Linked DNA regions of Homo sapiens: region 1 is linked to region 2. A link is a loop called in an ENCODE intact Hi-C map of the cell type or tissue named here. Cell type or tissue: natural killer cell. All regions are shown on one strand. Links, peaks and the distances in the headings refer to the core of each region. The heading gives the core; the rest is flanking DNA.

Region 1 (2,905 bases), core at 130-2,629, 66 kb after region 2:
TGAACAGCTTCATGCTTCTACGCTCACCTGCAACGGAATAGGTCGGCCCCTGGGACCACATTGTGAAATGCAATCTGAGCATTCTCTGGGCAATGACGGTGCAACCTGGACAGGCTCGGGGGGTCCCCAGCGCAGACATTGAACCTCCTCTTTGTCATTTTCCTAAAGGTTGGAAGTAGAAATCGTCCTAAATCATAGCCACGCGATTTCTCTCCGGAAAGGACGACATTTGGGTCATGTAGGGTTCACGTCTGCAAACTCTGAACTTCTTTTTTTTTCTTTTCTTTTCTTTTTCTTTTTTTTTTTTTTTTTTTTTTTTTTGAGATGGAGTCTTGCGCTGTTGCCCAGGCTGGAGTGCAGTGGTACGATCTCAGGTCACCACAACCTCCGCCTCTCTGGTTCAAGCGATTCTCCTGCCTCAGCCTCCCGAGTAGCTGGGATTACAGGCACCTGCCATCATGCCCAGCTAATTATTATTATTATTATTTTTTGAGACGGCGTCTCTCTCCGTCTCCCAGGCTGGAATGCAGTGGCACGATCTCGGCTCACCGCAACCTCCACCTCCCAGTTCAAGCGATTCTCCTGCCTCAGCCTCCCGAGTAGCTGGGATTACAGGTGTGCACCATCATGCCTGGCTAATTTTTGTATTTTTAGTAGAGACGGGGGTTTCACCTTGTTGGCCAGGCTGGTCTCGAACTCCTGACCTCAGGGGATGCACCCACCTCAGCCTCCCAAAGTGCTGGGATTATAGGCATAAGCCACCGCACCCGGCCACCCCTGCACTTCTTTGTGTCCTTTCTTTCAAGGAAAGGACACAATGCTGGAATTATTAAATAAGTCCTCTTTGAGATAAACGGGAATGGTTCGTGTCTTGACAGTGAGCATTTGCAGTAGAAATCACGCACACTCAGCAGAGGGCTGCACAAGGCCAGCCGTGCTCCACCTGCCCCCCTCAAAAATCGGCCTCCGCACCTGCTGCGGCCATTTCATTACATCTCAAAACAACGTCAACTTATTTAATAAATAGGAGAATTTTTAAATCAAGTCCCGAGGCAGGATGTATAAACTTTAGTATTGATTATGCGTCCCTAAAAGCGCTCTCAGTAAAGGGACTTTGCTTCCTTTTCCTCAGGTTCCTATGAAGTCGTTTAATCCGTCTAACTCTTATTTTATGTTGTTTTCCCCGTTTTTATTACTTTATATGACAGTACATCTTTGTAGCCACAAACTCAATAGCATAATTGTGTGTTTTTTTTTCCCTGAGACAACAATGTGCTTTTTGTTCGAGGAGGTAATAATTCTTGACAAAATCTGTTTTAATGTCGTACCGAAAAAAAAAACAAACCCCACAAAACCCTTAACGGACATTTGTAGTCCCCATTGGATCTAAAACACTGTGATATTGTTTGTGTAATCTGCTTTTAAAGTCACCAAAAGTGCTTTGTTGTAAATACTCTGTGATAACATTTGCTTTGTTAACGTATTTTAAATGAAATATAGTTATAATTTCCCTCATGACATTTTCATTTAAATTTAAATGTCATGAGGGAAATTATAATTTAATTTAAAAAACGATTTAAATTTATTTAATAAATTTAATTAATAAATAATAATATATAATAAATATATAATAATAAATAAATAATCAAATTTGTTTAAATTTAAATTTATTTAAATTTATTCATTTATTTATTTATGTATTCATTTAGATAGTTATTTAAATTTATTTAAATTTATTATTATTTATTTTTATTTTATTTCATTTTATTTATTTTATTTTATTTTATTTTAGAGACAGGGTCTCCTTCTGTTGCCCAGCTTGGAGCGCACCTGTGTGATCTCGGCTCACTGCAGACTCCGCCTCCTGGGTTCAAGAGATCCTCCTGCCTCAGCGTGCATGCACCACCAAGCCTGGCTCATATTTTTTAGACATTTTAATTTTATTCAGGGTCACAAAGTTACCTTTTTTTTTTTTTTTTTTTTTTGAGACAGAGTCTTGCTCTGTCGCCCAGGCTGGAGTGCAGAGGTGCAATCTCGGCTCGCCGCAACCTCCGCCTCCCGGGTTCAAGCGATTCTCCTGCCTCAGCCTCCCGAGTAGCTGGGATGACAGGCACCCGCCACCACGCCCGGCTACTTTTTGTATTTTTAGTGGAGACGCGGTTTCACCATGTTGGCCAGGCTGGTCTCGAACTCCCGACCTCGAGTGATCCTCCCGCCTCGGCCTCCCAAAGTGCTGGGATGACAGGCATGAGCCACCTCGCCCGGCCACACAGTCACCTTTTTATGTGACGCGCATCGTGTAGATGGAAGAGAAATCAAACGGCACCGTCTGCCGGGGCGGGATTGCAGCCCGTTCCAATGTCTCATTTATTCCCCGGGTGCTGGGAGAGTCTCTGGGATGACAAGACTGATGGTTCCTAACCCAGGCCGGGGCAACGCATGACTTTTGACGCCTCGGAGAAGCCCTTCCTTCCTGGACTGTATTCTGACAGGGAGTGCGTCTCACGCTTTACCCGACGGCGCCCAGAGCGACCTTCATCGCGGCCCACCGGCCAGGGCCGTCTTCTGGATCTTCAGCGGCTTGAGGAACTTTCTGTCCCCTTCTGGGTTGACTGAATTTTTATCGCGAAAAGGCACTGCCTTTGCTCAAATGCTTTTCCTGCATTTCTGCAAATGGTCATGTGAGTTTGGCCCCTTAGCCATGAATACGGTGCGTCACATTCACTGGTTTTCCAGAAAAGAGCTGTATAGAGAGAGAATTTACACAGCTGACAATGTGTCCGTTTAAACTCTTCCAACCCGTGGCTTTCTGTATGCAGAGACTTGTGCCACCATCACCACAGTCTATTTTATTGCTTTACTTATATTTGTTTTTTTTTTTTTTTTTGAGACAGGGTCTCGCTCC
Region 2 (2,905 bases), core at 255-2,754:
CCGCGGGAACGGACAGACGCGTGCAGCAGTGGGACGGAGGAAGGTTCCGGAACGGAGCCCGCACACGGCACAGTCACGACGCCGAGGCAACGCTGCGGCCTGCAAAGCTGATGCTGGGACAGTCGGACACCCGGACACCCACGTACCACAAGGGGAACCTCAATCCGAGCTTCACACCCCACAGGGAAGGTTACTCAAGAGGACCCCAGACCAAAACACAAAACATCGCAGAGGAAAATCTTCGTGGCTTTGGATTCAGAAATGAATTCTTAGATATGACACCAGAAACACCGCTGTAAAAATAACCAGTCAGTGTCTCCTCCTCCAAATTCAGAACATCTCTGAGACACCACGTGAAGAGGGGGTGAAAACATACGTCACAAACTGGGAAAAAGGCGAACACGTCGCAAATAAAGGGTTTGTATGCTGAAGACACGAAGAACCCTCACGCTCCGTGAGAAAGCAACCAGCCCAGGGCCTCTCAGGGCCTCCAAGGCTGGAAGGCCGAAGCGGAGGCTGGAATGGCCACGGGCCCTGCAGCCTGCCCAGCAGGTGCCAGCCGTGGGATAAGGACAGACGTCGTTGGCGAAACACGACTCGGCCTCCCCGTGCTGGGCCTGATGTGCGAAGCCTCGCGCCCAGGATCACAGAACCCCACGCGGGGAATGACGGGCAGACTGCACCGAGGCCCGGCCCTGTCATCGGCTGTCCTTACCTCACCGGCCCCGTGTCAGGTCTCACCCCGCCCCTCTGTGTCCGCGCACCCCACCTGACTGACCCCGCATCCCCCGGCTGCACACACACCCGTCCTCCCACTCACCCGTCCTCCCCACTCACCCGTCCTCCCACTGACCCGTCCCCCCACTCACCCGTCCTCCCCACTCACCCGTCCTCCCAGGGCTCTCCCGCAGTCTCCTCGGCCACCAGGATGTCGTACTCCTCGGCCGCGTACTTCTCCCAGTCCGAGAGCTCGGGGCCGCCGCTGTCACCGTCCTGGAGGAAGCACACGGGTTACGTACACGGCGTGGCGCGGCCCGGCCCGCGTGCCCGCCGCACTCACCCTGAGCAGGGAGATCTGCTCTTTCTGCTCGTGGTCGAGGTACTTCTCGATGTTGAAGAAGGTGTCGAAGAAGACGTTAGCCAGCTTGCAGCGCTTCAGGTCCTGCAGCGTGATCTTCCCTGCGGGGAGGGGAGTGCGTCCAAGGCGCGTGAGCCCGGTCTCACCTTCGGGGCCTGGGTGTGGGGTGCGCGCGTCCTGTCACACGTGCTTAAGGACGCGGCACGAAGCTCCGGGCTCTCACGCCACGTGTTTGACGTGAAAGGCGGACACGCGAGTGTCCTGGTTCTGGGTGGGGACTGAGGCGTGGGAGGCCGTGATGCGGAGGCGACTAGGGGCCACCGGTGCCCCAAGGATGCGTGGACTGGGACTAGCGCAGGGAGGCGCGGCCAGCAGGGGCGCTGCTGGATCTGAAATTACAGAGAACGGAGCTCCCCGTGCAGGCAGAGGCCAGAGGGTGTCCCGGGGACACTGAGCAGCAGGAGGCGCCCCATGGCCGGGGGGGGCAGGGCTGCAGGGCGGTGCCCGGGCCTCAGAGCCATTTCCAAAGTGAAAGTCCCAGAGCTGGATTCTGAGATGCAGAAGGAAGCCAGGCGGCGTGGACGGTGGGGCTCCCCTTTGCCTTAGAGGGCACGGGGGTGGGTGGGAGGAGCTGGGGAGATGGTGTGGGGGGAACAGGGGTGAGGGGAGGAGCCGGGGGGGGGTGAGAGGGGAGGAGCCGGGGGGGTGAGAGGGGAGGAGCCGGGGGGGGTGAGAGGGGAGGAGCCGGGGGGGGGTGAGAGGGGAGGAGCCGGGGGGGGTGAGAGGGGAGGAGCCGGGGGGGGATGAGAGGGGAGGAGCCGGGGGGGTGAGAGGGGAGGAGCCGGGGGGGTGAGAGGGGAGGAGCCGGGGGGGGGTGAGAGGGGAGGAGCCGGGGGGGGGTGAGAGGGGAGGAGCCGGGGGGGGGGTGAGAGGGGAGGAGCCGGGGGGGGTGAGAGGGGAGGAGCCGGGGGGGGTGAGAGGGGAGGAGCCGGGGGGGGTGAGAAGGGAGGAGCCGGAGGGGGTGAGAGGGGAGGAGCCGGGGGGGGGTGAGAGGGGAGGAGCCGGGGGGGGGTGAGAGGGGAGGAGCCGGGGGGGGGTGAGAGGGGAGGAGCTGGGGGGGGTGAGAGGGGAGGAGCCGGGGGGGTGAGAGGGGAGGAGCCGGGGGGGTGAGAGGGGAGGAGCCGGGGGGGTGAGAGGGGAGGAGATGGGGGGGGTGAGAGGGGAGGAGATGGGGGGGGTGAGAGGGGAGGAGATGGGGGGGGTGAGAGGGGAGGAGATGGGGGGGTGAGAGGGGAGGAGATGGGGGGGGTGAGAGGGGAGGAGATGGGGGGGGCGAGAGGGGGGGAGGAGCCGGGGGGGGTGAGAAGGGAGGAGACGGGGGGGGCGGGGTGAGAGGGGAGGAGACGGGGGGGGGGGGGGTGAGGGGAGGACCGCCTTGTGCGGCATCAGCACGAACGTGGCAACTGCTCCCTCAGCCCAGTGCCAACGTCCCCGGTGAGCTCCGGCCCTAGGTTCTCTAGGTCACCCCTCGGGGGGTGTCGACGCCCCGAATAGGAGGTTCTTGCACTGTGAGACTAGGCACCTGTGGTGCTGGCCCTCCTCACAAACTCAGTAGGACAGCGCCTCACAGGGACGTCCCCTCACCCTGGTCCGTCCCCCCTCCCGTCTGTCCCCTCACCCTGGGCCGTCCCCCCTCCCGTCCGTCCCCTCACCCTGGGCCGTCCCCCCTCCCGTCCGTCCCCTCACCCTGGGCCGTCCCCCCTCCCGTCCGTCCCCTCACCCTGGGCCGTCCTCCCTCCCGTCCGTCCCCTCTCCCTGGGCCGTCCT

Evidence for each region. A loop is a pair of places that touch in the nucleus more often than their neighbours do. Peaks named below come from ENCODE experiments on the same cell type or tissue, not always from the same donor. Only the 100,000 strongest peaks of a DNase experiment are listed, where the experiment ranks them.
Region 1: a loop joins it to region 2, with 10 times the contacts of the local background. A loop is called at or near these places in 1 of 110 quality-filtered maps.

What each region holds. Positions count from the first base shown.
Region 1 is chrX:403,615-406,519 of GRCh38, forward strand. No RefSeq gene overlaps it. Among named protein-coding and RNA genes, the nearest start is that of PPP2R3B, 18 kb to the left of the region's middle. In natural killer cell, for the core only: no CTCF peak of the experiment used is centred there; no DNase peak of the experiment used is centred there.
Region 2 is chrX:337,718-340,622 of GRCh38, forward strand. It overlaps PPP2R3B (protein phosphatase 2 regulatory subunit B''beta), which reads right to left. Exons shown (of 13, transcript NM_013239.5): 11 at 1,061-1,179; 12 at 887-993. Among named protein-coding and RNA genes, the nearest start is that of LINC00685, 20 kb to the left of the region's middle. In natural killer cell, for the core only: no CTCF peak of the experiment used is centred there; a DNase peak (open chromatin) is centred at 1,594.